Linked DNA regions of Homo sapiens: region 2 is linked to region 1. Evidence: read pairs that join two places in POLR2A ChIA-PET (ENCODE). Cell type or tissue: IMR-90. All regions are shown on one strand. Each heading gives the region's core, and the rest is flanking DNA. Links, peaks and the distances in the headings are about the cores only. Region 1 overlaps CMSS1 (cms1 ribosomal small subunit homolog). Region 2 overlaps CMSS1 (cms1 ribosomal small subunit homolog).

Region 1 (16,006 bases), core at 4,238-12,237:
ACCCTTTCTAGGATGAAAACTCCTTTTCCGTAACAAAAAATTTCCAAATTCTCCATTGATAGTTGTAGCTTTTTCTATTCATTGACTGAGTGAAGACATAGTTATAAAAGCCTATAACAAATTCAGAAAACTTTAAAGCAGCTTATAAGCTATCAATCACAATAGTATCCAGGGCTATTCTGAAGATGTAATAGACATACCCAATTTTTTAAAATGCTTTTGCTATATGGATTGCAGGGCCCCTTTTGTCAACTCTGAAAGCTCCCAGGAGTTCTGGGCTTACAGGTTGAGAATGACTATCATAAAGCATATATTATCTGATGAACCAAGACCATAATTTCAAGAACTTTATCTTTTTATTGGTTATTACTAGAAATACATCTACCAACTGTCTGTATGCACACACTCACAAAAGAGCTGCTAGGCAGAGGATATGAAAACAGCTATGAATGAGTTGCACGCTGTGGACACAAAAGCATGTGTGGCACTTCTAAGCCCAAGGGCTTCTCCCACTGGCTCTGTGACAAGAGGTTTCGCATAAGAGGTGGGAACGTGAGAGCCCTGACAGGGTTTCTCTTTTTAAAAAAATTGGGGTTAAAGTTGACTTCTCTTTCCTTATGAAGGCTTCCTGTGTCAACAGGCTGCCAGCCCCCAACCCCTAGCAAAAACAGTGGCTGCTCCTAAATGCCAAAATAATTGTCTGGGTTTTGCATGCTGAAATTGACTTGGCAGGCTCTCTACCTTGCAAGGAACACAAAGAGCTTAGTTTAGTCTGTGTGTAAATGCTTCATAATCATTGCTAAAACATCCAAAGCAACATGCTTAAGGGAGAGTAATGATTCTTTGTTTCCCTCCTTAATTGTAAGCTTCTGACATCCATTTATTTACTTACAGTTCCTAGCAGCAGCCACCCTCCTTAGTCAACACGCACTCTTGGCTGCCCTGGGTGCTTTCTAACAAAGGGCTATATGGAACCACACACAGTGGGTGGAACCCCCAAGCTCAATCTATCCCCATTACCACAGACCTCAGAGAGTCTGAGGTCCAGATCTACGCAACAAGGCTGGGAAGCAGTCTGGGTAAGCCAACCTCACCTCATGAGGGAGTATGGGGAAAGCACTCCTTCGTAGCGATGAGTGGGACTTTGGAAAGGGTGGAGATGGCCCTTCTTAGAGGAAGACATGAGAAGAAACCTTTTATCAGTCTGAAGAACCCAGGACTTAACCCGAACTCATAGGGTCTAGTCACAGCCACATGACCACCAAAAAGCATCAGGGAGAGCACAGCAGGGTGACTGCTTGTTCTGTGTATTTTCCTTGATGCTTTTTGATGATTCTTGATGATTTTTGACTTAAGCAGAGTCTAAAAGCTGTTATAAGCTCCTGCTTTATAACAACTCCCTCCCTACTGCCTAGAATGAGCCGAATAATGAACAGTAGTGAAGAAGCTTGAATTTAATTCACTCTGTGCCTTCATCGCAGATTTGACCAAACCTAGGCTTTTTCCCTTTCTCCCTGGTGATCTATGTTTTTTTCTCTTCTCACCACTTTGTGATGCAGGTCTTTGGTGAAAGATACTGGCTACTTTAATTTTATTGATATAGTCAGTGCTGCACCATAATTGCTGAGATGTCTCTCCCAACTTTACACAGATAATTCTTCCTAAAGAGAAGGAATTCAGGCATTAGAAAGTAGGCTTGCAAAGACTGGGTGGGCTCTGAAGCCAGTTTGAATTCCTGTTCTGCCACTTGCCAGTTCTGTGGCTTGGGGCAGATTAACTTAACCTCTTTAGGTTTCGGTTACTTTAACCCATAAAGTGCAGATGAATCAGAGTACTACCTTACAGGGTTGTTTTCAGTGCCTAACGATTTAGTGTGCACAAAGTGCCTTAGCATTGTGCCTGCAGACAGTAAATTTTGTGTTGCTGTTGTGTTAGAGGATTAAAAAAGTCTTGCTTGGTGGAGAGACAGACGTGACAGCCTGGGTGAGTATCCCCCTCTGAATCAGCAGCCTTTGTCATCTTTTTTGGAACAGCTGTAGCCAGCTTGGACCAAGAAGTCATTTCATGTTACGTCCCTCCAAACTGGCAGGATCATAGTTCCCTATCACCTCTCTACTAAACAACAAGCACTGGTTCTTGGCCAAATCCCAATTTCTTCAGCTTGCCAATCTCCATCTCAGTTAGGCACAAAATAACACACACTCTTAAAATACTTGTTTAGCACTGACTAGAAGAACTCCCTCCCTTTGGTGAGGTAGGGCCTGAGTAATGTACTCTCCTCATGATGCTAAAAATCCACTAGTTATTTTCTTATCTCATTTGATGTTCTAAGAGGGAAGGCATGTCTGCTGAACCAAGAGATAAAGTTGTATCATTATGACATCTCCATTAGGATAAGCTATGAGTTCCTATCATGTTCTAGGTACCAGGCACAGCATCTTGTATGTGTCATCTCTAATCCTCCCAATAACCCTATAAAACACTGAGCCCTGAAGAAATGAAGTAGTTTGACCCAATTTGGACAGCAGAAGTTGCGAGGGAAGTAAGATTATAACTCGGCCAGGCCGACTCCAGAGCCTATGCTCTTTCCCCTGCTGTCTACCATGCTGTTTATTACTGCTTTGCTTATATTTGGATTATAGAAAATAGACTGAAGCTCCAAGACACCAAAGATGTAATTTTTTTTTTTTTGAGACGGAGTCTCATTCTGTTGCCCAGGCTGGAGTGCAGTGGCGTGATCTCGGATCACTGCAACCTCCACCTCCCGGGTTCAAGCGATTCTCCTGCCTCAGCCTCCCGAGTAGCTGGGACTACAGGCGCATGCCACCACGCCCGGCTAATTTTTGTAATTTTAGTAGAGATGGGGTTTCACCATATTGGTCAGGCTGGTCTCAAACTCCTGACCTCAGATGATCCACCTGCCTTGGCCTCTCAAAGTTTTGGGATTACAGTCATGAGCCACCATACCCGGCAAGATTTAACATTTAACCAAAGTAGATGGAATATGAAAAATAAAAGCCCGGAGTTATTAATCCAAATGTGTAATGTTATTGAAGGTTTTATCTTATGAAGCTTATTCTGAAAAAGTGTCAGGGCTGACACATTTTGGAAATGTCTTCAAACCTCCTTTGAAGGCCACACACAAAAGCCAGTCCCATTATTTTAATGTCATAATTGGTTCTTTTGACCAAAATAGGCATGAGCTGACCACTAGATTCACTAGATTTGTTTTTAAGGAACCTGTTCTTGTTATCAGAAATTAAGTTCGCCTTTAAAGAAACAGGCTTTGCCCCAGCTGAGGGATATTTCAAAGCAGATGACTCCAAAAGTGGAGGTCCAAAGTTGTTCTAAGCAGTGGTAATGTTGTTAAAATGAGGTCACAGCAGCTCTTTGCCCCTTGAAATAATTCTCTCTTGGCTCCTGGGACATAGTTTACTCTCCTGTTTCTCTGTCTATGCCTGATACCCAAGCTTGGTGCCTTCCTTCTTCTTTTCTCCCCTTTCCCCCATGGCACTCTCTTTTTTTCTTTTAAGAAAATCACCTCTTGTTTTTCAGTTTTTTTTTTTGAGACAGAGTCACACTCTGTCGCCGAGGCTAGAGTGCAGTGGCACTGTGTCGGCTCACTGCAACCTCTGTCTCCTGGGTCCAAGCAATTCTCCTGCCTCAGCCTCCAGAGTAGCTGGGATTACAGGCATCCACCACCATGCCCGGCTAGTTATATTTTTAGTAGAGACGGGGTTTCACCATGTTGGCCAGGCTGGTCTTGAACTCCTGACCTCAGGTGATCCGCCCGCCTCGGTCTCCCAAAGGGCTGGGATTACAGGCGTGAGCCACGGCGACTGGCAAGGAAACCACTTCTTAAAATGTTTATGTATCCAATATGTGCCTAGTGCTTTCTTTCAAATCTTTTATTATGAACATTTCCAAATATACAAAATGTAGAAAGAAGAATAAAACCCATGTTCTCTTTACCCATCTTCAGAGATCCTCAATATTTTGCCATATTTATTTCACCTCTATCCCCTGCCATTATTTTTTTCTGGAGTATTTAAAAGTAAATCCCAGGAGAACATGTCATTTCACATTTAAATACCTCATTATGCATCTGGAAAAATAAAAAGCACATTCTTCACATAAACACAATGCCATTAACACATCTAATAAGATTAACAGTAACTTCTTTTTTTTTTTTTGAGATGGAGTCTTGGTCTCTCACCCAGGCTGGAGTGCAGTGGCACGATCTCGGCTCACTACAAAGCTCCACCTCCCAGGTTCACGCCATTCTCCTGCCTCAGGACTACAGGCGCCCACCACCATGCCCCACTAATTTTTTTGTATTTTTAGTAGAGATACAGTTTCACCGTGTTAGCCAGGATGGTCTAGATCTCCTGAAAACAGTAAATTCTTAATATCACCTAATTTATAGTTCACATTCAAATTTCCTTAGTCTTCTTTTCCCACCTCATGGATAATCAAACCAGCTGCTATCAAGGCAACATGCTATTGCATTGTTGATCAATTTCAAGGTTTTATCTCATTCATCCCCTTTTCTCTTCTGAAAAACACCTCACAAATATGAAAACAATATAATAGATAAATCAATATATTTTTTCCAAATTTTTTAACTTATTACAAATTACAAATATTTTCCTACATTATTAAATACTCCTTGAAAACTTGACTTTTTCTGGCTGCTTCACTGGCCACAGAATATGTGCACTGATATTCTATGATCCATATAATTATTCCCTATTATTTGTTGGATACATGGTTGTTTCATCTCCCTTATTATAAACAGCCCTGTGATGCATACCCACAGTTGACCTTTCTGCCCTCACTTTTCACCATTGAACACCTCCTGTGCTTCAGCATAGGCACAATTTGATATTCCCCACATACTGTGTTTTTCATCCACCTTCTACCTATACATATGGCCTGGGAACCCTTTTTCATTCTCCAAGATAAAGCTTATCTCTGAGATGGCTTTACTAAGGCCCTTTGGCAGAATTAGTCATTCTTTCTCAAATCCTTCCAAAACACTTTGTGCATTGAACATTATTTACAGTATTTCCTAGTATTTTGTATTTACTCGTGAACCTGTATTTCTACTATTAATATAATAAGCTGTGAGCTTTATAACACTTCAGTTTTTTCATCAGTAGATTGAAGAGAATAATATCAACTCCGTGTGTCTAAAAAAAAAAGACGTAAGGAATAGGAAGAATGAATCGTATTATTTGGCAAAAACAGAAGCTTTAGAAAAGTTAGTTTCCCTCTCTTCCCCTAAAAAGAGAAAGTGCAAATGTTTCAGACTAAACTTATATGCTTCAGAGGCAAGAAGTTATTAAACTTTCTGCCAGTTATAGGAAGATAAATGGAGTATACCTGAGATGCTGGGAAAGGGGAGCCAAATGGCTTAGAAGTTAGGGGTAGCCCAAGGCGCTTTAAGAGTTGCAACATCTTCTCTACAACAACCCATCTCTATTCTAGTCACAGTTCCTTAGATGAAAGAAAGGGAAGACCTCACGTTGGAATGTAAAGATGGAAACTCTTGACCTCCTCTGAATCACCTGTTTACCTCAAGGTCCTTATTAGGCTGGGTTGGCCTAGGCAAGAGGAGGCCAAAAGGCACTCAGGGTGATCTATTGTTACCTAAAAGGTGAGGAAGATGGTTCACAAAAATAAAAATTTGTAGGAAATTTCGGGTTCTCTGAAAGGTGCATTTTTATCTTTTAGGATTCACATCTTCCTAGAGCTGGAGGAAACAGGGGTTGGCCTATGAACAAGAAGTGATACAATGGAAAGAACAACAGAGATGTAGGCAAGAGACCTGCCTTCTGGTGTTGGCTCAGGGCATGACCATAGGCACATCAGTTAACCTTGCTGGGATTTGGTTACAGTGTAAGGGGATTGGACAAAACTGGCTCCAAGGTCCAAACGGACAAAAATTCAAAGAAAATAGAAAGGTTAAGTGACTGGCTCATTATCACTGTATTTCTAAGAAAAACCAGAGCATGAAGTTGGAAGAAATATGGAAAGTGATGTAGTTTGAAAACTGTTAAAAGAATCATATGATTTTCAAGAGCTCTGATCTAGGGTTGGAAGTGTGGCATTTAAAAATGCATTTAAACCTAACTTGGACTACATAAAAATAATTTCCTTTTTCTGCTGTATTCCACAAAGATCTGGAAAACATTCTCAGCCCTGTTTCAACCTTAAATGAGAAAAGAATCTTTAAAGAGTCACTGATTTGTAATGGAAAACTTGGATAAATCACTATTTATACTTGAAGATTTTTATATTTCTTTTTGTCCTTTCTTCACAACACACAGCTAAGAAAAGCCATGATGTAAGTCTGCCCTACTGGACCTCATCAGTGGTTGTTTATTCTGTATCTACAGCCCAGCAGCTTCTCTGACTGCAGCACGTAGAAAACAAGAAACCAAAGAACACTTCCAAACTAAAAAGAGAGTAAATGTCAATTAATTTAGCATGAGCATAGAGAAAAAAAAGTCAGAATACCTAGCTTTTTATCTGTGGTCCACTGTTTGTAAACTAAAATTATTGAAGATTCCTGAATCTTGCAGACGAGGAATCTGCAAACTGGGGAAATAATACCCTGTCTCCTGATGTATCAAGAAACATGCATGTGAAAGGTATCATTACAAGCATTCACCTGATAAGCTAAACTGGAAGAAGTTTTCATTAAACACCTACTATCAAATTTTTGGATCCATACTTAAAATTCCAACTGGAACCACTATCAGAAAAGCTGCTAAGATCTTCCCTGAGTATATACCTTCACCAATTCACTGCTTTAGTTGTGTTTAATATCTGGGAAATTATACCCAATTCCATGCATATCTTTAAGAAAGACCCTGGGCTGAAGGGGCACAATCAAAATGTGTTTGTGAGTTGTGGGTGGAGGAGACTGAAACTAGGTGGTGTAAGAAATGAATAAAGAAACTGAGTGTTTCATTTGGAATAAAGAAGAATAGAGTCCTTTCGGTTAAAGGACTACACTGTGGCAAGAAGAGTAGCTTGGCTTGCTTTAGTTCTGGAGGCAGAACCAGGATACACGAACTAAAGTTCCTGGGAGCTGGATTTCAGCTCACAACAAGGAAGCACTTTTGGACACTCACAGGCATATAACAAGTGAGCAGGTGATGATGGAAAATACTAAGTGCCTGATACTATGGGTGATGGATGAGAGACTACTGCACCACCTTCTGAAGCTCTTATTTGATTTTCTCTCTGTGGCTTTGACTTTCTCTTAGGACTTAGAATCCTTGGGAATATGAACCTGAATCATACATCCCCACTTTCCAATCCCTTGTCTAAAGACTTGTCTATGCCCTACAAGGAAAAATATCACTAAGAAAATGTTTCAATGATTTTTACTGAAAATGGGAGAAAAAAGATAACGGAGGCCAATTACTAAATTAGGTTATCTTGTTTTCAATTGTCTTTTTTTAGCCATCAGATAGCTTTACTGCAGCTGGCTGAGTTTAGTGTCTTCAAATGTGGGTGAGTAGGGCAATAAAAGGAAACTTTTTTTTTTTGAAAGACCACATAAAATACCCAACAGGATTTTTTCCCCTAATCTGGCCATGTGAGCACAACCTGGCTGTTCTGCAACTGAGCGCTATTAACATCTATTTATAGCCACTATTTTCATAGATGAATCACATTTACCATAAGTCAGTTAATATTAAAGGGGCCAACCAGCTCTGCTGAGAACCCCATAATCTTAATACATCTCTTTCCATTCTTTCAGGGAACTAAATCTTAGCTTAAAGGTTCTGTGTAAAGATAGGGGGAAATGCAAGTGCAAATGTAAAGATAGCAGACAGTCTGCCCTCTAAACTCAGCAAAGTATGGGGTGTTAAATATATTCAAATTTAAAGCCTTGGATCACTCCCAGCTTTGTTCCTTGGCCATGAGTGTCGTACAGTTAGCACAGACTCACTCCGTGTTATGCAGTCTTCTTGCCATCAAAACAAACAATTTATGTCTAAAATTTCCCACTACACTAAGTTTAAATGACTGCCTTAATAAAATGTTACATGCTTAAAAACAGAACTAATGATGGTTAATGGTGCTGTCAAATTAAAAAATAGTGTAGTGCATACTCAGTTCATTTCATGCATGTGAGGGTGTCTGTGAGAGGGCTGGGGGTGAGGGATAGCAGATCAGGGTATTTATGATCGAAAGTTTACAAAATTCAGTGAAATTAAATGGAGATTTCCAGTAAGTTACGTGGATCTAACATTTCTTCCCCACCCAGCACGAGTGTGCATGCACGCGCGCGCGCGCGCGCACACACACACACACACACACACACTTCCTGAGCCTTTTGCAGGCACCAGTGCTGCCCTGAAATTGATATTAATTTATTTGTCTTTGCTATCTCTTATGAGAGTCTCCACCTTAATTCACCTTTACCAACTCCCTTCCTACAGGTTTTCTGTTTTTTTCATTTACTTCAGGCTAAAATTCTTTAAGATAAATAAGATAAATGAACTGAAGCACTTAAAACAGTGCCTGGCATGTGGTAAGAGGTCTATACACAGCTACTTCAGTAGATTCTCAGTACCCTTTTTCTAATTTCTAGCCAGTGGTTTGCAAATGAATCATCTTTACCATGAGGCAGCTCCTATTCAGAGCCAACCAGCTCTGCTGAGGACTGCATGATTCAATCACTCAATAAATCCCTGCTGAGGTCCAACTCTGTAGGACATGGGGATACACACATTAACAACAGGGGCCCTGTGCTAACCAAATATGAATAATAAACCCATTAGCAAGTACCATTATCTCCATTTTACATTTAAAGGCTCACTGACGCCCAAGGCCACAGAGCTAACATGTTGGAGCTGTGATTTAAGACCAGTTCTATTTGATTCCACAATCTCATACTCTTTCTATTAAGACATGTCTCCTGCCACTTCAATATGACAGCAGTGGTTGAGAAAAGCACATGAAAATTTAAAAATACATAGTTTTTGCACATAAACAATATATGAAAACAGAACATCTTTATTGAATAGACTCAAAGGCTAGGGGTTTGTGAATTTATGTTACTCACATTTTTGTATAATTTTGGATACTCAGAATTCAACAAATTGGAGATTGGTCCACATATGAAAATAAGCTAGGCTGGGCATGGTGGCTCATACCTGTAATCCCAGCACTTTGGGAGGCTGAGGCGGGTGGATCACCTGTGGTCAGGAGTTCGAGACCAGCCTGGCCAACATGGTGAAACTCCATCTCTACTAAAAATACAAAAAAATTAGCCACATGATGGCAGGCGCCTGTAATCCCAGCTACTTGGGAGGCTGAGGCAGGAAAATTGCTTGAACTCTGGAGGCAGAGGTTGCAGTGACCCGAGATCACGCCACTGCACTCCAGCCTGAGTAACAAGAGCAAAACTCCGTCTCAAAAAAAGAAAAGAAAGAAAAGAAAATAAGCTAGTTAAAACAAAATTGCGTAGCACAATACTTGACATAGTAGGGCTTCATTTCATAAATGTTTGTTGAATAAATTAATGTTAAACCAGGATTTTTCCTTTACTATGTATATCTTTTTATAAAAGCTAAGTAGATACAGCATAGTGATTTAGTAGGCTCTGGAGCCAGACTGCCTAAATTAGGGCCTGACTCTGACTCTGCCACTTTTTAGCAGTGTGACCTTTGGCAAGTGATTTAAAAAGGCTTCAAGCGGGCTGGGCGCAGGTGGCTCATGCCTGTAATCCCTGCATTTTGGGAGGCCGAGGCAGGCAGATCACAAGGTCAAGATCAAGACCATCCTGGCCAACACTGTGAAATTCCACCTCTAGTAAAAATACAAAAATTAGCTGGGTGTGGTGGTGCGCGCCTGTAGTCCCAGCTACTTGGGAGGCTGAGGCAGGAGAATTGCTTGAACCCAGGAGGTGGAGGTTGCAGTGAGCCGAGATCGTGCCACTGCACTCTAGCCTGGGCGACAGTGTGAGATGCTGTCACAAAAAAAAAAAAAAAAAAAAAAAAGGCTTCAAGCTTCAGTTCCTTCCTCTGCAAAATAAATGAGTTAATCAAAGGAAGGCATTTAGAATGGGCTTGTATATGATAAGTAATGAATACATGTTAGCTACCATTATTACTATTATTTTCTTTCTCTAAATTGGAGTAGTTTTGCTTGGCTACCTCGATACCATATTAAATGACCAAGACCAAAAATGATTTCTTTTTTGAGGCTTTTCACTTACTTGATACAAGCAAAAATATCCTCTAGTCACATCCACAATTCTAAAACAAAAATGAGTAAGAAAATGAAGACTAAAAAGTATGTCTAAGTAGCACCTAACTATGTAGAGTAATTTTTAATATACAACATTAATAAAGAATGATTTTTAAAATTTAAATTTTATAATAAGTAATTGGCTGAGGGGCTGCTGGAGGAAGGTAATGAGTAGAATAGACTTCTATTTACATTTGGCCATTTCCTGCAAATAAATTAAGTAAATAATTACAAACTCTCTTCTAGTCCTCTTGCATGGACACATCCTTACCAAGATACACCATGATTTCAACTAACTTAAGCCCAAGTAAAACTGACTAAAGGAACTACATAGGAAAACAAAGCAGGATCTACTTCTCACTGCCAACTGCACTGTATTTGTATCCATAGATACAAGACAACAGAGAGTCCCAGAATTCTAAAGCGGGAAATCCCGGGACTTCAAAGATCATCCAGTCTCAGGTCCTAACCCTGCTATCACGGGATCCATCAGGGGGTGAGGAACAGGGTAGAGGTCAAAGGAAACAATCCTTGGTCCTTGTTCCAGCCTGAGTGATCTCATGGGACAACCTATCCCAGTATTCTCATTTTATAAGCAACAACACAGACCCTGGCTAATTAAAGGCAGAGCTGGGATCAGAGGCTGGGTTTCCTGATTCCCAGCCTACACTCCTGAAGGTTATCGTTCTAGGGTTATGACAGTCACAGATAACAACACATTAGGCTGTGTTAAACTGACAACTAAGCAGGTTTTTTTCCCTTGTAAACTCACTAGGTACTAGGTCAGCACTTCATGAAGAGTAAAGTATCATTATTTGGCATACACAAAAAGCAACTTTCCTTTTTTTTTTTTTGGTACCCTGAAAATCCCAAACCACTGTTGCTATTACAAAATTTTTCTTTACCCTAGTATGCACCCCTGGGCCAAGCACAGATGCATTAAAAATTTGCCAAGAGAAACAATGAAGTCACTGATAATACAAAGCATGAGAGTATCATGAAATTCATGTCTTTGTTTTCTTCCTCTAGATACTTAATTATTTCTCATTACTGATCATTTTGTGGTTATTGGCAGAGGGGCAAGGAAACTCCACCACTGTAAACATGTAGAGACACATGCTCCTCAGTAGACCAGAAGTCTGCATATGATGGGTCTGTTCACAAATCCAATGTGAACACCACTTCATTAATCAGTGAGAATGTTGATGCTACTATCCCCAGCCTCCAAAGAGAATTGGTGGTCTCAGTAAAACTCTAATCTCTTTAGAAGAATAACAAACACAGTATAAAAATGTTTCAGGTCATTCCTTTTTTTACCACTTATGAATATCATCACTGGCAAATGATCTATGTTCTCCTACCAGATTTCATCTAACCCACTTTAAGAGTGAGGTGAGGAAGCTAGAATGTATACAGAGCTCCATTCAGTCTTCTGTTGCAGCTCAGGGCTGCCTTAAGCTAAAAGGGCACTACTTATGAACAATGTTTAGCAAATTACCCTGCTAAATAAAAGCTTACATTATCTTGGTATTCTGGAAGGGATATCCTAGATTAAGTTGATGAGGGCAGAGAAATTCTCATTGATTAGCAGCAGGATACAAGTTGATTCTTATCAGTAGACTATTGTTCCACACAGGACTATGTGGGCAAGAGGAAAACATAGGAATTCATCATGTAAAATGAAAAAAACAAAAACCAAACCCTATGTACTTCCAGGAAATGAAAAGAAGTAAAGAACCAAATATATTTCGCTCCTCTTTTAAACTAGACTTTTATTAGATTTTCACAGAAATCTGAATCTGTGGGTGTGGTGAACTTTTTCAAAGATGGCTGCAGTTAATTCCTTCCATTCCTTTGCAATGTGGCCTTGTATCTTCTTCCATGTAGAGGTGTAATCTATTTCCTCAATCTTGAATCTGGGCTGACATTGTGACATTCTTTCACAAATGAGATGTTGGGAGCTTCAACTCTCACGTTCTTGGAATGTTATCCTGAGACCACCATGTGGGGAAGCCTGGTCTAGCTTCTTGTAAGTTGAGAGTCACATACAGCTGAGATGAGATGACCCGGCTGAGGCTCTCCTAGTCCAACTAACCAACAGCCAAATACGTGAGAGCCCGTCTTAGACCATCCAGGCCCAGAATAGCTGTAAGAAAGCTGAAGCTGTGGAGTAACCCACAGAATTCTGAGCCATTGTTATTTAGCCTCCATCCAAGTTTTGGGGTTGTTTGTTAAACACTAACATGTACCTGAGACAGTTGGGCACAAAGTAAAAGGAGCAAGCCAGTCACCCTAATGCATGCCCATTATGTATGGAGCACCAGGTCAGATACGCCATGTGAGACATGAATGAAGAATAAAATTGTCTTAAAAATATAAGACAAAGGACATAGATGGCCCTATAATTAATCTGTGAACATACCTATAAATAAAGCAGAATGTAATATTTACCTATATTAAATATATTTATGTAACAACCTTCCATTATTTCTATAGCCCAGAGTAAGGATATTCCTAGGTGTTCAAGAAAATACAATAGGGGTGGGGAAAGATAATTAGAAATCCTGTTTATGTATAATTTTTCATTTTTGTCTTTTTTGAATGTTTTTTATAAAGCACATAATATACTGTGGTAGTACATGAATATTTTTATAAATAAATAGATATACACACAATGAGGTTTTTCCCAATCTCATCTCTTACACATCCCCAACCTCCCATTCCTACACAAAAATATCCCTTCTATGCCTTTGCTTTTCTCAAATAAATGAGCCTTTCCCTGGCTACCTAGGGAAGAGCCAGTGACAACTACTGTCACACATCATTGTTCATCTATACCGTATTTGTAAATAGTCTCTTCAGTAAGGCTATAGGCATTTTTCGGACAAGGTATTTGTACCAGTGTATATATGCATTTGTCTTAGGCAATACAGCATAATGACATTACGGCATGATTTTTAAGAGTGTGGGTCCCTGAGCCAGGTTTCCTAGACTCAAATCCCAGTTTTGCCACTTATTAGCTGTGCAACCTTCAATAAGTTTCCCGTGCTTCCATTTGTTCACTGTAAAATGGAGATAATAATATTCCCTACCTCATAGTGTTGTTGTGAGACTTGAATGAGCTAATACATGGAAAATGCTGAGAAGAATGCTTAGCACACATAGTAAGTGCTCCCTCACTTCCAGATCAGGTCATTGGACCTGAAGAGGGTGAATGTCCTTTTTGTTTTGAGACAGAGTCTTACTCTGTCACCCAGGCTGGAGTGCCGGGCGCGATCTTGGCTCAATGCAACCTCGGCCTCCTGTGTTGAAGCAATTCCTGGGCTTCAGCCTCCTGAGTAGCTGGGATTACAGGTGTGTGCCACCACACCTGGCTAATTTTTTGTATTTTTAGCAGAGATGGGGTTTCGCCATGTTGGCCAGGCTGGTCTTGAACTCCTGACCTCGGGTAATCCGCCTGCCTCGGCCTCCCAAAGTGTTGGCATTACAGGTGTGAGCCATTGTGCCTGGCAATGGGTCAATGTCTTAATCAAGTTCCACAGCTGATTTGTGACAGAATTCTTATCACCTAACACAAGGGAAAAAAATGTGCAAGAATGTTTGAAGTAGCATTTTTTTGAATACTGAAAAAAAAATATTCAAAAACAGTAAAATGAACAAGTAAATGATGGACTATATAATGAAATATTCTTACAGCAATCAAAATACATAAACTACAGTAAAATAGAACAAGGAAGAATCTCAAAAATATAATCTAGGATGAAAAAGCAAGTTTTAGAAAGATACATTCAATATGGTATTTACATAAGGTTTGAAAATGTAATACTATACATTGTTCAGCAATATATATGTACATGTTTTTAAAAAGTATGAAACATACAGGGGAATGATAAATACCAAATTCAAGATTACGTGGTTACTTCTGGAGTGGGAAGGGAGGAGAAGGGGTTTCAGAAGAGATACATACATTATAATACATCTATAATACAGTACTTAAAAACTGTTTTCTAATATACAGTAAATTATTAAAATTTTATAAATTTGTGTGGTAGCATATAGCAGTTTGTTATGGTTTCTATACTTTTCTGGACACTTGAGTTTTTCAGATTTTTAAAGAAATACTACAAACTAAAAGTAAGGTACTGGCGATGATGAAAGTTTCATGATTTGTAGGGACAAAGAGTAAAATTAATAATCTGCTTATATGCCATAGAGTCAATTATAAGTTCAACTGATATTTTCTCTCCTAGTTATAAACCTCAACAGTGGAAGAATTTTTCTTCCTATTATAAATTCATTTGGATGATTATATAATCAGATGTGGAGCTAATGTGTCCTTTAAACATTAATTTATTTTATATTGTTTCCAGAATGGCCAACTACGTTAGGTAGTAGTATCTCCGCTTTGAAGATGAGGGTCCTAAATATAAGCCCTTGACTTACCCAAGGATAGATCTAGAATTTTAGAAGAATGTCAGGAATACAGGAATACAGCCAGGGACCAAGCCTTCATTCCTTTAATACTAGACTTGGCCTTCAAAACAAAATAATGCAGTAATTCTGTAGCAGTAACTCTGCCATTTCTGTCCTAATGCACTTTTAAAGGCTAACAAATTTTAAAAACAAAACAAAAAACCCCATAAAAGCTCCCAACAATTTTAAAGGAAATACTATAAAGTAAATCTGAAGAAAGTTAGAAGAATTAGCAAAGTCACCATTTTACAATATTATAATTATGTTAAGTACGTCTTAAGCAAGCACTTAGGGTCATGGTTGGAGGTCTGACCTGGGTTCCTGAGGTGGAATGCTTGGGGGATGAAGTTCAAACACAGCCTGTTTACCCATGGACATAAGTGGCCTTAATCAAGACAGAACACCTTTTTTTAAATGTTTGCTTTAAAAGCAGAAGTGCAAATAAGACTGTGATTTATGAATCTGCTAATATCCTTCTCTGCTGTAGACATCAAAAAGATTGACTTTGGGGCTGTGGTAAATATAACAAGAATGTAGACTTGTTAAAGCAGTAATAGGTACTCTTATTAAAACTCCATTTCCATTAAGCTTTACAAATTTTCTTCCCTCCTTCCAGGCTTTAAAGAATGCGTTCCAGAGGCAGTGATACCGAGGGCTCAGCCCAAAAGAAATTTCCAAGACATACTAAAGGCCACAGTTTCCAAGGGCCTAAAAACATGAAGCATAGACAGCAAGACAAAGACTCCCCCAGTGAGTCGGATGTAATACTTCCGTGTCCCAAGGCAGAGAAGCCACACAGTGGTAATGGCCACCAAGCAGAAGACCTCTCAAGAGATGACCTGTTATTTCTCCTCAGCATTCTGGAGGGAGAACTGCAGGTCAGCTGGGTTGGAGTTATCCCCATCATGCTTCAAACAGAAGGCTGCTTGTGAATTTGGTGTTCCTGCTGCCACAGAAATAGATATCTGTGGTTCATACATGTGTGTACATGAAAGCAAAGCATAAGTATATATACAAAGAATTCTCCTCTGCCAACTCAAAGTGCAATTAATCCCATCTAAAGGGGCTGTCATGATGACATGTGATTGGCATACAGGTCGTGAAAGGTCACATCCTCTGCCCATGCTGCTCAGGAGCTTCAGTGCACATGCATGCATCAGTAGCAATAATGCCAGATGACTTCGGGATTGGTTTAAACAACAATAGGTGCTTTTGTACCCCAAGTGAACTGGCTCCTAGACTAGCCCTGGCATTATTA
Region 2 (16,006 bases), core at 3,082-11,081, 190 kb before region 1:
ATTTGATCCCCAAACCCCTCACTGCGGAACACCTGTTAACAGCTCCCAGAACAGCGACAGAAGAAAGCCTAAATTTTAGCTTTAATTTTTGTGATCCTGAGCAAACCACTTTATGCCACAGTTTTCTTAATTGTGGATTGATGAAGTCATACTGCTGTGATTTATGATTCTCTACTGGTTTGGGCCAACTTCTGTTAAGAATGCTATATACCCTGGATGTGTCAAAATTTCCAGAGTGAGGTGGAATGCTGAAGTACAGAGGAATAGGGTAACATTAAAAAAAAATAGGTTAATGTGGCCCACATGTGGGTATGTGAGTTACATAATTTCCCCGAACAGAAATTTCATAAGAAAAAAGCCTATGAGGCTACATCTAGACCTACTATCCACTCACCCTTGTTATAGAGTGTAACCCCAAGGAAGAGAAGTGTTACAATGGAAAAAACACAGTACTTCTGTTAAGAGTACCCTTTGGCATTCACAGAGACTTCAACTACCTATTATACTATTAATACATAATGTATCCCGTTAATGTAAATTATTCAAGGTAGGTATAATGCTCACCTACCCTGCTTCAGAATGCTTAATTTTCTCACCCAGCTTCTCAATGGAAAAAGCCTTTTCTTACAGAGTTTTTGGGTATAGCTTAGGACAAGGTCCTTCATTGCTTCATCCTTAAAGTTTCCTATTGACAAACTGGGCTTAAGGAATTAGCCTATCAACTGACTACCAACTATACGAAAAGTATTCACATAATGATTTGTGTTTGGATTGATCTTCGAGAACCACAACCCTAAAGTCTTACGTGATGGGGGTGAGATAACGCTGAGATGTAAGTCTAATGGAGTAAATAAACAAGACAGAGTAAAATAAGATTTGGTTTATCAATACTATACTACAAATTTGATAGCATCATAATTTTTAAAAACCTTTTTTTACCCTTTTCCTTCATATAAAAATAGTACATATTCATTGTGGAGATTTTTAGAAAATGCAGAAAAGTAAAAAAAAACCAAAAAAATTTGGTTCCACTATAAAAAGACAGTCCTACTGTAAAAGATATCCAGCATTCTAATTTTGGTATTTACTTTTGTTCTGTCTCTGTGTGTATATGAATAAGACTATGTATATATCCACATAGCTTTACATGTCTGGAATTATGTATCATATACAAATGTTTTATCCTTTAATATTATATTATGAGTATTTCCCCATGTCATTAGTCTTGAAAAACATTTTTAGTGGCTTTATAGTAAACCATGGTTTGTCTACAATATATTTCTTTGTTCTTCTATCATTACTTAGATTATTTCAAAAATTTGGTTTTGCAAATATAGTATAATAAACATCATTATATGTAACATTTATATATTTCTGTTTAGAATAGATTTCTAGAAGAAAAATTGCATTGTAAAAAGGTATACATGTTTTTAAAAGGTCTTAACTTCTAAACTCTTTTCCACAAGCTTTTGGGTCAATTTATAAGTCATCAACACTGTATAACACTGTGTATGTTTTTATCACACCCCAGTAAACACTGAATATTACCTTTCTAATATTGTAAATAGGTAAAAATAATATAGCATTTTACTAATTTGCGATCATTTGATGAGACTAAATATTTTACTTTTTCTTTTTTTTTTTTTTTTTTTTTTGGGATGGAGTCTTGCTCTGTCGCCCAGGCTGGAGTGCAGTGGCGGGATCTCGGCTCACTGCAAGCTCCACCTCCTGGGTTCACACCATTTGCCTGCCTCAGCCTCCTGAGTAGCTGGGACTATAGGCGCCCGCCACCATGCTCGGCTAATTTTTTGTATTTTTAGTAGAGACGGGGTTTCACCATGTTAGCCAGGATGGTCTTGATCTCCTGACTTTGTGATCTGCCGGCCTCAGCCTCCCAAAGTGCTGGGATTACAGGCGTGAGCCACCGCACCTGGCCTTTATTTTCTTATATGCATAGAATGTTCTTAACTGTTCATTTGTCAAGGAAAGTTTTAATGTTTTGCTTATCAACTTTTATGGCTCTATTAATTTTAAGGTTAATCTTAACAAATTATTTATTTATTCATTTTTAGAGATAGGCTTTCATTCTGTTGCCCAGGCTGCAGTGCCGTGGTGCCATCATAGCTCACTATAGCCTTGAACTGCTGGGCTCAAGTTATCCTCCTGCCTCAGCCTCTTGAGTTGCTAGAACTACAGCTACATGCCACTATGTCTGGCCAATTTTTTAAACTTTTTTAGAGATGGGGGTCTTTCTTTGTTGCTCAGGCTGGTCTTGAGCTCCTGGCCTTAAGCAATCTGCCTTGGCCTCCCAAAGCACTGCGATTACAGGCGTGAGTCACCATACCCAGCCAAGATTAATTTTTAATGCTGCCTAATCTTTTAATTTTTATGACTTTCGATTTACAGATGTTTTAAATTATGAGATCAAATATATCATTTTTCATTGCAGTTATGCTTAGAAAAATTATCTCTATTTCAAAGTACATAATCTAGTGTTTAAAATAATTTAATCTTTAAAAAAAGCATGTAACTTAAATCCATATGGAATAGATTTTGTTGAGTATAATGTGGGGCTCTAACTCTGTTACCTTTACAAATATTTAATCAATTGTCCCAATGTCTTGCCAAATGATTCTTCCTTTCCTCACTTTCTTGTCATGACACTTTTATTTAATCAAAACACAAATTATACATATGCTATGGTATAATTCCATTGATCTGCCTATGAGTTTTCTATTGCTACCACACCTTAAGTTATTTAAAAAACACATTGAGCTTTCTTCTTTTTTATTTTCCTAAATGGCTATCACATTGGGGTGCAGGGAGTAGCAAGGAAGCGAGAACCAGATTTAGGTCAAAATCTCCAAGAGAACTGGGAAAGGCCTGAGGCTGGATGGGGGTCAGTAGAGATGTAGGGAGGGAGCTCAGGCTAAGTCAGGTACCAAGCTGTGTCCTTCCACAATGCCCTGGTTCACATCACACCTCTGCCACTCAATAGCTGGCTTTGGGCAAGTTAGTTCCTCTTTGTGTGCTTTGGTTTCCTAAAATATAAAGTGAAGTTGTTGAAATGAGATAGGGAGAAACACTCAGATGAGTGTATTGCCCGTGGTAGACATCGTTTATCACTCATTTGAAGCTATCTTCCACCGCCATCATGCCACTGTAAATTACTATAGCACGGGGATTAAAATTACAAGCTCCCTAGAATCGGGATGCCTAGACTGGAACCTTACCTCTGTCATTTACAAGCTGTGTGAGCTTGGAAAAGTTACTTGCTCTTTTTGCGCCTTAGTTTCCTCATCTATAAAACAGGGATATTAACAGTACCTACTTCATAGGGTTGTTACATGGAGTCCTGATGTAATGAATGTAAGTTACTTAACACACAGTCTGGCACACAAGTGAATTCTCACAAAATGGTCATCATAACCATTACCTCACTTGATTACCCTGGGGCATTTGGTACTGATGTTAACTCTCAACTTTTTGACACTCTCTCCTCCTTTGTCTTCTGGAACACTGTGATTTGGTTCCCAACCCATCACTTCATGCACTTTCTTATTTCACCTACCCCTTAAAATGCTGTCATCCTCCAGGATGTCCTCCACTATCCTATTCTTTGGTGACCAACCATACACTTTCTTGATGCTCCTTCTAAGCTAGAAGATGGCAATTTTTTAAGTTCAAGGACCAGGTAAATACTTTAAGCTTGTGGGCCATATAATCTCTATCACAACTACACATTGTACAATATGTAAGCCATTGAGAATATGTAAAGGAGTATGCATAGCTATATTACAACAAAACAAGCCATACAAAAACAGGTGGCCAGCCCACATGCCATAGTCTGCTAGTTCGTACTCTAGGTGGTTGTTTCGGCTCAGGTATTAGAAAACTCTTCACATTGCGTCTGTCCTCCCTACTGGGCTGTGGTCCCCCTTAGGGCAATGTGTCCTTTCATCCTTGTATGTTCTGGAGGCAGCATAGGATCCAGCAGATATATACAATCAACTTCTGCTAAAACACTCAATGAGATGGCCACATAATATGAGTCTTTACAGATAAAAAGTTTGTTGTGCTGCAGGGAAGAAATGAGCCCTTCAGTAGCTACCAAAACAAACTTTTAGAGAAGACCTCATGGCCTACGTAGTGCACTGAAACATCCAGTAGAATTAATTTTTCTTTCCCAAATGTGAAAGGGAAATTCAGGTCCAGGAAATTCACAATTTCAAGGACCAAGTAATATTGCAGACATCAAAATAGAGCTGTTCAGGGTTATCTATAAAACAGGACACACTTTATAGGAATGGAACAGCTGTTTCCCCATTTCTGTTTTAAAAGGGGAAATAGGCTATAGGGCTCAGGGGTATATGCTAAGCATATGGAGAAAATTTATTTGCTTAAAGAAAATGTGACATGGAGTTGGCAAAGGGCTCAGTTTGTAGGAGATAATATCCTGGTGGGTGAAATTTAGAGGATAAAAAGAATATATACAGAGTCATTTCAGCATTGTGATTAATGAAAAAGGAAACAGTAATAAACACTGAAAGGAAGAAAAGAAAAGTAAAGTTGAAGCTGAAAAGAACTGAATATGCTCTAGGGAAGACACTATGAGAACCAAGTGTCACTTATAGTAATAATGACTTTAGTAAAACGAATTTTAGATAAAGATGGCACTGGTTTAGGAAAAAATAAGAAAACCAAAACCTCAGTCAAAAGTAACAGTGTGAGTATTGAGTTTCTCTGAATACAGTGTAAAGGATCTTTATAGAGCTGGGGATAGCTGAAAAATATATTAAAGACTCTGGGGGAGAATTTTAGGCTTCTGGAACATAGTTAGAAACAGGTAATAGACAAAAAAGCATGTTTAAATTTTTCCTTTTTAATTTTCAAGCCCAAACTTAATCAGCAGTAATATTTTTAGTATAAACATTTGCTGAACTCCTTTTATGGAGAGATTACTGTTTTGTGTGACTTAACATATCCTCTTAAGTAGCAATTACCAGAGAGCACTCTTTAAAATTTCTTGAAATCATAAAATCATTATTGCTGTGAAAAAAGGACCTAAATTTTTCTTTAAAAGAGCAAAGGTAATGTTGGTTTCCTTCAACCTTCTTCTTCCCCTTCCCTACTAAGAATTATGAAAGGACTCATTGTGTGGCCACATGGACATTCATTCATTCATCCCTCAAAAATCTAATGGGCACCTACTATGTACTAGGCACTGTGCTAAGCCCCGAGGAGGAAAGATGAAGAAGATGTGGTTCTTACTCTGAGAAGCTGACAATATAGCAGGAAAGACAGACATGTGTATAAGCAATTAAAATGCAATGTGATACTACAGTGATGGAGAACAGGTGTGAGGTACGGGCTAGGGGTGGTAGGGGGTAATATAAAGGGAAGCACCTGGGAGTTATCTCATGATACTGTCTGTATACTGACTGTGGTGGCACCCACACAAATCTGTACAGTATTAAAATTCATAGACCTGTATGCCAAAAGAAAAAAAGGCCAATTTTACTCTATGATAGTTAAAAGTTAAAATAAAAAAATTCTGATAGATGCCCATCAACAAGAGAGAACGGATAAACGATGGCATATTCATACAGTAGACGCTACTGAGTAATAAAAGGAATAGATAGCTGACAAATGCAACAACGTGGATTAATCTCAAAAGCATTACTGAGTGAAAGGAGCAGATATGATGAAGTACATCCTGTATGATTTCATTTATAGGAACTTCTAGAGTAGGCAACATTAACATATGCCGATAGAAGTCAGATCAGCTGTTGCTTCTGTGTATATGGGTGTGGGGAGTGGGGTGGGTTTGATTGGGAAGGGATCTTAAGGAACTTTTAGGTGTGATGAAAATGTTCTAGGTCTTGGTAAAAACTGATTGAACAGTACACTTAAGATGTGAGTACCTCAATAAATGTAAATTATAACTCAATTAAAATATGCATTTAGCTATTGGCTTGTCTTTCACAGCATAAAATTTCTAATGGTGTTTAAAGTTGCAAAAAACATTAACAATCTCTCTACCATATGTTATGTTTATTTTTAAGATCAATTGGATTTTTTTGGTGTCTTAATGAAGTAAATATAATATCTAATAATAAATCTTGTGACAAAGATAATTAATAATTAAAATGTGCAGAGAAGGGCAGAACTCTACATTCTGCTGGGGTGAGGATTTGTTGCTGTATTTTAGGAAAGGCAAGAAAGAGGCAAGTCTCAAGAGGATGTTGAAGGGTAGAAGTTCAGTGCACAGACCAGGAAAAGAACGTTCCAGAACAACATGTGCAAAGTCACAGATGTGAGAAAGGCTGGCATTGTGCTAAGCACTTTGCCTGGACAGTTGAATCCTCATTATTATCTCCATGTTTCATAGCCCAGGCTTGACAAGGCATGAGGCCTGGTCCAGGTTCCTTGGCTGTCATATAGGCAGAGCAAGCATTCTCACACAGATAGTGCAGAAACTCACTCTTGTCCTCCTTCGTGTGCTGTCTCCTGTCATGCTGGGGTGTCTGGCTTTAATCATGGCACTGATGGGACCTAAGAGAGGCTTTTACCTAACCAGAATCTACTTTAAGAAGATAACTAGACTGACAGTAATGGATCATTTGGGCTGTACTTACCAGCCTTTCTTCCTGCTTCCCTTCACCTGAAAGCACAACTACTTCAACAAGATCACTAGTAACAGCGGCTGAACAGTGATCACCAAGGTCTGTCTCCACGCCCTCCATTCCACAGACTCCTTTGTCAAGAGGTTCTAATTGTGGGATTATGTAAGCAGTGAGATGATGGTCCCATAAGTTTCTAAGTGAGAGATGGGATGCTCTTGGGGTCCCCAAATCCCACTGGGAACTATATATGGGGTGGAAGGTCCCTGACTGGGGAATTTTGTGCAAATGTCCTCACCAAATCTCCTAGATGATACTGAGACACTGAGGTAAACAGGATTTCCTGGCTAGCTGTTTTGCAGCTAGATAATTAGATTTCCTAGCCCTGGAACAGCTAAGGTACAGAACTCTGTCGGGCTTGGAGGTTTTAGAGCCATCCTGGGAAAGACGACATTGTCTCTATGTGCTGTAAGGATTCTGGTTCTTGGCTGGACCCATGGAAAGCTCTCAGAAGAGCCTGGGCCCTGCTCTCGAGGGAAGTGCCTTCTACTGGACAGAGATGAATGAGGATTAGGCCAAGGGTTTGGCAATGGAGAATTGCCTCAGTTGAAAATGGCTTTAAAATAATCACAACAAAGCTACATAGAGCTCTATAATTTATAAGGGTAGAATTTATAAACTGTGTTCATGTTCATTATTTAAAAATGATTTTGAGTCCCACAAATATGCTGGACGTCAGCAATTTACAGATTTGAAACTTAGGAAGGTTAAGTGACTGAGACGTGCATAGCTGCCTGCCTGTCTGCTTTCTTTCCTTAGTTCTCTCTCTGCCCAACTTTCTTTTTTTTTTTTTGAGACGGAGTCTCACTCTGTCGCCCAGGCTAGAGTGCAGTGGCGAGATCTCGGCTCACTGCAAGCTCCGCCTCCCGGGTTCACACCATTCTCCTGCCTCAGCCTCCTGAGTAGCTGGGACTATAGGCGCCCGCCACCACGCCTGGCTAATTTTTTGTATTTTTAGTAGAGACGGAGTTTCACCGTGTTAGCCAGGATGGTCTCGATCTCCTGACCTCGTGATCCACCGGCCTCGGCCTCCCAAAGTGCTGGGATTACAGGCATGAGCCACCGCATCCAGCCCCAACTTTCTTCTTTTGTGTTTTCAATATCTAGCTCTTAGTTAACTATAGATCATCTTATTCTAGAAAAAAATTTAAGGCAGCTTACAAGGTTACAAAAAAAGACTATATAAATTAAAAGTGGGAGTGAATATGAAAGAAAAATAAGAATTGGACCTGAAATTAATCCAAGACTTATGATAAAGATATAATGGCCTATACATTTGCTACTGATGGGGCACAAATTTGATTCTACGTTTGTAGGAACCCATGTGAAAAAGGAAACCTGGTCACTATTCATAGTATGCATAAGCTAAAATGACAATGACAAAACAATCAATTACTCAAGAGAAGTACAACTATTTTAGGTTCCTAATAATTACAACTTGGCATAATGCACAGTAGCTTCCTTTGATTATTAAACAAAACTAGGCATTCAAAGATGATTTTGGTTTTCAACTGTCTTTTCAGTATACAAGATAATTCACCATGTGAATTTTAAAAAAACATGAAAAGCATACCATCTCTCTGAACTCATGTAGCAAATTCCATTACGAAAGTCAAAGCAGGTGAGACCCCAGTGAGCCCACTAGCTGTAGGAACAGTTCTAGGACTCAGGGATATGGGTAGAGTGACAATTTCCACATGTACTACAGGGGAAGAGACAAAGCCACTCACTGTGGCATAGGAATACATAGATCATCATACAGACGTTATATCTTATTTTGTAAATTTTTTTTAACTTGGTGGCAAATATTAACATGACCCTTTATACCACAAGTTCCTTATAATGGCTGTTTTTAATATAGAAAAGCATTGTTCCAGAGCACCATTTTCTCTGTTGTACATCTTGCTGCATTCATGCCCTAGGGCTAGAGTTTATTTACACTGGCTAGTTTATACCTTCCTCACTCAACCCTCCAGTTTCCCTTACTTTTATGCCAAAAAAAGGACACAGAGTTTTTCCTTTTTGTAATTTACATATGTAGAAAATATGTCCAAGTCAGGATGCCCCTTTCATCCACAGGAAGAGTCTGGGGCCACCTGACTCATCAACAGGACAAATCCAGAAATAGAAAATGCAATCTAGCTAAAAGAGAGAGACAAGTGGAAACTTTTAAGCCAGCACACAGCTAAGGTGTTATGTCATATGAAATTAATTATCTGAGGTCAGCGATTAGAGTTAGGTTACAGCCCAATCATAATTCTGCCTGCTAATTACTTGACCCGTTACAACATTTATTTCACTGAGAGTTGCTCAGCTATAACTTCCAAGGGTGGGCTTGGGACAGATGGAAGGAAGCAGACAGCCAGAGAAACAGCAACTCCTTCCTTTTGCAAACAGATGTGTCTCCCAGGCCCCTAACTAAAATGATTATTTCCTGCTTTTCTAAGTGAGGGATCAGATGTGTCCCGCTCTTCCCTTTCCAGCAAAACGAAGCACCTGAGATCACAGAGCTCTTCAGTGAAGTGCAAAAGATGACTGAAGAAATTGAGTTATGTTCCGTCATGAGAAGCACTAGAGTAACATGATAACAAAACCACCCTCCCTATGGGAAAGAGGAGGAAGCCAGGGAATAAATGGTGTGGCTAGAATGGTGCATTTATATATTTCTTTCACTTCCGAAGACTGACCTCTCCCAATAAAGAGATTTGGAGTGGCACTAAGAAGAAATGGCAATTGCCGAATGGAGATATTGGAATAATGCAAGTACTGTGAACAGGGGCAGCTCTAAAATACAGAGAATAAACAGCCCTTACTCAAAGGGAAGCGTCAAGCAGTGCCTGAGGGATTGTGCAGGAATGGCTGGTGGGGATGAGGTACAGACTGAAAACGGGGATCTGAGAGTTAGTACCTGACATGTGAACGCATATACATCTCATCAATTTATAAACCATTGACATCAATAATAAAGAGCAGCAGCAGCAACTGCTGCTGCTACTAGACAGCATATAGTGCCAGGTCCTGTCCCCAGAGCCTTGTGTTTACTACCTCGCTGAGGAGTGCTGTCCCCTGCTTTCTCACACGGGCCCAGGTGGCCTTTTGCCATTTGGGGATGTATTTCCTCCTCTAGGATGTCCTTGATGTTCAAGCAAGGCTATTGGTGCTGGGTGGTGAGGACTGCGAGGACAGGGAGGGAACCAGGACCTACCCCGTGACTGGTTTGCTGCAGGCTCCTAATCACATGAGGCTGCTGAGAAGGTCAGGGTCACCAGCTGTGACCTGGGGGCCAATGGAAAGGCCTGTACTCCTCAGCCTCTTGCTTTCTCTCATCATTCTCATTTCTGCCCCTAAATCTACTCACTGTGAAAGAAAACAAGGGAAACACTGATGCCTGTAGCTGAAGTGTGCAGTTGAATGGTCAGAAACTAGACTTCTCACATGTAATTGAATCATCATAGTGCTGGTGACAGCGTTCCTATTCCAACTTCCAATTTTCAAGTTATTGTTGGGGTTGAAATATCTCTCACCTCAGAATTTTTATTTTGGAAAATCTCCAAAGCACACTTTTAGCCAAAATTGAGTAACTGAAACAGGAAAAAAAAAATAGGAATGTTTTCAGCCACATTAAACTCTAACCAGATGCTCTTAAAAAACTTTTTGTATGTATACAGCACCTTTTATTCTAGCGGAGAGTCATGTTTTTCAGCTCTGAACTGTATCTGTCATAGACTGAAAATAGTAATACTTTAAGAGCCATGGTAACCACCTGACAAATATATCCTCTCCACATAGGAGGTAAAGAGGACCCCAGTGCTATCTCTAATTCTCCCTCTCTACCCAGACCACTAGAAATCCAAGTGAAGTTAATGTAATGAATATTTATTGAATACCTTATTTGTACCAGGAACAAAGGTGAAGAACACTGGGAAGTTGGCATGAATTTAACCAACCTGCAAAGTGAAAATGATAGCAGATCTAGGACATTGTACAAAGCGTTAGGGCCGGGACCTACCTTACTGGACCACCTGAAAGACAGCACTTCTGACACCTTTTCTTCTGTTAATCATCAGGCAGAGAGAAATGCTTTTGGCCTTTAGAGGAAGAGCCGTGTGAAGGAAAATTAATGATAGGCTGCCTACAGTCCATGAATTCCCAGGTCATTTTCCTTGGGTCTACCCAGCGCACGGCCTGGGAGTACCCTGTTCAGGCAGTATTTGGACCCCCAGCAACCACTTCGACCCTTCCATTCTCCATACGAGAGCCAAAAAGATCTTTCCAAAAGGTAAATAGGATCATGTAAACTTCCAGGTTAAAACATCGCAGCAGTCTGCTTTTATACTTAAAATAACACTCACACTCCCTAGCACCACCCCCAGGGCTCCCCTAACTGGGACCCTAATTCCTCCTTCAATCCCACTGCCTCCTCTTTGGCTCACAATACCCCAGCCATGCTGACCTCCTGGAGTGCCTAGAACATGGAAACTCCTTTCTTGCCCCGGAGCCTTCACACCTATTGTTCTCAGACCTGAACGCTTCCTCCTCTAGCTCCTTCACATCACTCCCATCTCAGGTTAAATGGCCTCTTCAGAGAGAGGTCTCCTCTGACATCTGAGGTTCGCTCACTCCCCCAGTTCTCTGTCATGATTTTCTCTTCCTTTCTATTACAGCACTATCACAAGATGTACTTATCATCTGATTTGTTACCTTGTTTTTATTTGATCCTTCCCATAGACTTTACATTCCAAGATAGGAGGGACCAATACCATCTGCTTTTTAAATATAATCTCCCCAGTATTCAAGATATGCCTGGACATAGTGGACATGTAATAAATAACTGTTGAATAGATGAATGAAATGAATATAATTGCAAATAATAAATTTTTTGTAAAGAAGGCCATCTTTATATTTTATGTTTTTACTACCATAAATACTATTGTACTACCATAAATCTGGATTACTATTAGAGGTTTTTCATGTATTCATTTTAACCAGGACCACCCTGACTGGACTTAAGAAGCTGAGAGAATGGAGAGCTGATGTATGGCTGCAATTAGAAAGTTTCAAAACTATTGCTTTAAAACACCAGGTTTGGCACACAATGCATTTTGAATAAGGGGGAGAGGGGTTAGTCCTTCTAATTTAAAGCTATTTGCGGTTGAGAGCAGAGTTCCTATTATGTATGTGGCATGGTGTTCCTTAACTGAAGAAAAATGACAAAGAACCTTAACATGAAGCACCAGAACACTAAGAATGAATAGCACAATGTATTCCTGGGGAGCTATTGTGAAGCTGGCCTAAGGAGGAATACCCTTGTCACTTTGCCATGTGGCTCCGGCCTAGGCTGCCAAATCATGGAGTTGTTGGAAACTAAGAAGTACCCTGGGTGCCAGTCTTGTTTTTCCAACCATGCCCAGTGGCTAAAATGGAAGATCTTGAGTCTTCACACTGTGTCCTGTCTGGTTCTTCAGCCAGCAAAACCAAATTTTGTAGGTTACCAGGAGCCCACCCACACCAGAAAGGGGGGTCTAGAATTGTCTTACTGCCTAGGGATGCTCTCTGGAAGCCCTGCAGTGGGTTCTGGGTACTTGTACACAGCATGAACAGCAGTCTTTCTCCAATCACCTCCTGATTTGCTCAGGGTATAGGCCCAAACTTTTCCCTTGGTTTCCTCCATGCATTTAATTTCTCTGTTAGGACTATAGCTCTGCTCAGCACCTAGTTTATTTGCATGGGGTTCTGCTTCCTTGCATAATTCTTATCTTTCCATGTCTCTTGCTACTCGTTCCTTATCTGCTGCTTGGGATCAGGCCCCAACCCAAGGAGCACACCTGGAATTGTGCCGCAGCCTTCTGCCGAGATTCTCCTTGCAGTGTTGAAATACCTCACTTGTAACATATGCTACTGGTTCTGCTGCTGGGAGCAGCCTCACCTATTTCTAGCCCCTCCGTGAGGCCAGCCTCTGAGGTCCCAGCATCCTTCATCAACAAACATGTATTGAGGTGACACCAGGGGCCCCCTCAGAGCACCAGGATAAATTTGCTTGAGATGGGAGTGTAAATTAGTTCAACCATTGTGGAAGACAGTGTGGCGATTCCTCAAGGATCTAGAACTAGAAATACCATTTGACCCAGTAATCCCATTACCGGGCATATACCCAAAGGATTATAAATCATTCTATGATAAAGACATACACACATGTATGTTTATTGTGGCAGTATTCACAATAGCATCACATGTACACGTATGTTTATTGTGTCACTATTCACAATAGCAAAGACTTGGAACCAACCGAAATGTCCATCAATGATAGACTGGATTAAGAAAATGTGGCAAATATACACCATGGAATACTATGCAGCCATAAAAAAGGATGAGTTCATGTCCTTTGCAGGGACATGAATGAAGCTGGAAACCATCATTCTCAGCAAACTATCACAAGGACAGAAAACCAACACCTCATGTTCTTACTCATAAGTGGGAGCTGAACAATGAAAACACACGGACACAGGGAGGGGAACATCACACATCGGGCCTGTAGGGGGGTGGGGGGCTAGGGGAGGGATAATATTAGGAGAAATACCTAATGTAGGTGATGGGTTGATGGGTGCAGCAAACCACCATGACACGTGTATACCTATGTAACAAAACAGAACGTTCTGCACACGTAGCCCAGAACTTAAAGAATTAAAAAAAAGAGTTTGCTTGAATTCAGGGGTCACTTTGGAGAAGCTGTGACGTAAGTGGTTTATCTAAGGTTTTATGTCAAATACAGGGCATGCAGTGGTACCAAAGTTAAAGCTGAGCCACACAATTTTCATGAGTACAAAGCTGGATGCCATAGCCCTGTCCTTAAGGCACGGGGCAGCTGCAAGGGCTGAAGCCATCCTGCGCTTTCCTGCCAGGGTGCCTGGGTTGACTCGGTGTCCTCTGCCTAGAATGCCCTCCTTCTTACTCTTTTCCTGCCAGAAACCTACTGCTCCTTGCCCAAGGTGTCCAGTTAAAATAGTTGCATCCCCACCCCCACCCCGTGAAGCCTCCCTGACCTCCACCTCAGGAAGACTTAGACAACAGGCTACTCAGCCCTACATCAGAACACCTAGCCTATTAAAATGAGAATCTCATACCACCTTTCCTATTAGACTATGAGTTCCTGAGCGACAGAGACAGGACAACGTTTTGTCTTTAAAGGACCAAGACCTAGCACAGTGCTAGGTGCCACGCTTAGCACGGTTGGTATAATACCTCTTTATAAGATGTGCAATTAATACAGAAAACAGGATTAGAATGAAATAACATTTTTAGACAGAAGGAAGGCTGAGAGGGGAGAAAGACTTCTAACTCGTGTATTTTCCTGTGCAAAAGGAATCTTTTAGCCAAGGAGAAGACACTGGTCCAATCTGAGATGTTGCTAGAATTATCCCTTCCCTCTCTTTTACTCTACATTTCAGAGAACCAGTGCCTATTTGGAAAAGTAATATGGGCACACAAGGAAGAAAGCAATGCAGTGACATATGTCAACAAGGCTACTGAACGATGATAGCTATGCCAGAGAAAAGCATTACATAATGACATCAAAATAGGACACTTGAGGAATGTCTTAGAGCTAAAACAGCTGTCACCTGGTATTTTGGCATTATTGAAGAACATGAAGAGATAGTCCCTGGAAACTGGAGAGTACAGCTTATTTGCAACAACAATTTTCAGAGGTCAAGAACATGTTTTCCTCATTTTTTAAAAAAGTTAACCTCTTATTATCATTTTCACTTGAGAAAATTATGATGCTCTAAAATGTCTAATACTTAAACACTGCCTATAGGTAGGCATCAAAGGCAGACAGAGGCTCCCCTCATTATACCAGTTCCTAAATAAACCTGTAAACTTGGAGATATTTGTCTATTTTGTAGATTATCCAGAACTTTCAATTTTACATATAAATAATCCCACTCTTAAGGAACATTAAGAACAGGATAATACATGAAATTCTAACTGTCAATTTTGCTGTTAGTCAAATGTCTGTTAGGACAAAAGTTTACAACCCTGGAATTGAAAAATGACTAATTGGTTTAATATGTGTAATTTTCTTATTTTTTTTACCCTCTAGCTCAGTGAGATGCTGTTCTGAAGTTGCTTTCCTCTGGGGCTGCTACTCTCATCCTTTGTTCATTTGGTTAAAGAGGTCAGATGCTTCATCCATTCAAAGATGCATCAATTCTATGATGTGTTGTGTATTGACTATGTGCCAGAGGCTGCAACTGCAAAGGTGGAAGGTGCACTCTGCACCCCAAGAACTTCCCATTAGTGGGGGAGAGACAAGTATGCTTGGCAATTGCAATAACATGGGATTGAGGGTAAAGTATGGTTAAACTCTGGGTGCCTTGGGAGCACTATGAGGGTTACATGATCCATCTGGGATACAGAGGGGACAGTGGGAAGGATGGGATTTGGGATGTGAGTCAAGAAAAAGTAGGCATGCCTGGGGGAAACTGATGTCCTGTGATCTAGCTCTGCTACAAGAATTCATTTTTCCTTTATAATTCATAGAAACAAAATAAATAGACAAATTAATTTATACCTCATATTTTCTAGAATTAGCAATATATATCTGTCAACACCTTGCAGACATGTGCAGTAATAATTGTAAAATCTAGCAAAAAGCACAGTATTAGGCTTCCCTGAATCATTTTAAAGTCATTAATTCACAGACTCACATAATGTTAGTACTAAAATAGAACTAAGACATCTTTTTCAGTGCAAAACCTTCACAGAGGAGGAAACCGAAGCTCAGAGAGTCAACAAAAAACGAAACAAAAAAAACAACAACACGACCACCAAAAGATTAGGAATGTTTTTCTTGATATTTCCCTTCTTTATTTGGTTGCTTGGTCACCTGTCAGTGGGTGGGACTAAGACATCTTTAGAGAATGTGTTCTGTTTATGGACTCACAATTCTTTCAGTTATCTGTAGGATGATATCTAAGAGTCAGCCCAATACATTCCCTCCTTTCCTCCCCATACAGATACCTATTTTTGGTAGATGCTGTGACAGAAAGGCCACAGGAAAGGGGAAGAGTTTCTGTCCTAGGGGTCAACTTTTGAAAGTTAACTGATGAACTAATATCAATTCCATGGACCCAAGGAAGCTTAAACGGAGATGGAATTTTAAGATAATTATATTGTAGGATCTACATAGGCTGAGACAATTATGTTAGTGCTTGAACAGAGGCCGCATGGATACTCTGCAACTGGAAAATGAACTATTAAAACAACAAATGGCTAGTTTCATAAAGTTAATTTCAAAAGTCTATGTCACTAATACAACTGTAAGT

Evidence for each region. ChIA-PET counts read pairs that join two places held together with the same protein. Peaks named below come from ENCODE experiments on the same cell type or tissue, not always from the same donor. Only the 100,000 strongest peaks of a DNase experiment are listed, where the experiment ranks them.
Region 2: POLR2A ChIA-PET joins it to region 1 with 14 read pairs; 2 of 35 experiments call an interaction of 5 or more read pairs at or near these places.

The regions. Positions count from the first base shown.
Region 1 is chr3:99,930,389-99,946,394 of GRCh38, reverse strand. The region is part of intron 1 of CMSS1 (cms1 ribosomal small subunit homolog); the gene reads right to left. It overlaps FILIP1L (filamin A interacting protein 1 like), which reads left to right. Exons shown (of 6, transcript NM_001387850.1): 2 at 15,365-15,626. The coding sequence starts at 15,375. The region is part of intron 1 of LOC105374010 (a long non-coding RNA gene); the gene reads right to left. Among named protein-coding and RNA genes, the nearest start is that of MIR3921, 26 kb to the left of the region's middle. In IMR-90, for the core only: no CTCF peak of the experiment used is centred there; a DNase peak (open chromatin) is centred at 8,664; H3K27ac peaks cover 243 bases.
Region 2 is chr3:100,118,468-100,134,473 of GRCh38, reverse strand. The region is part of intron 1 of CMSS1 (cms1 ribosomal small subunit homolog); the gene reads right to left. Among named protein-coding and RNA genes, the nearest start is that of FILIP1L, 12 kb to the right of the region's middle. In IMR-90, for the core only: no CTCF peak of the experiment used is centred there; no DNase peak of the experiment used is centred there.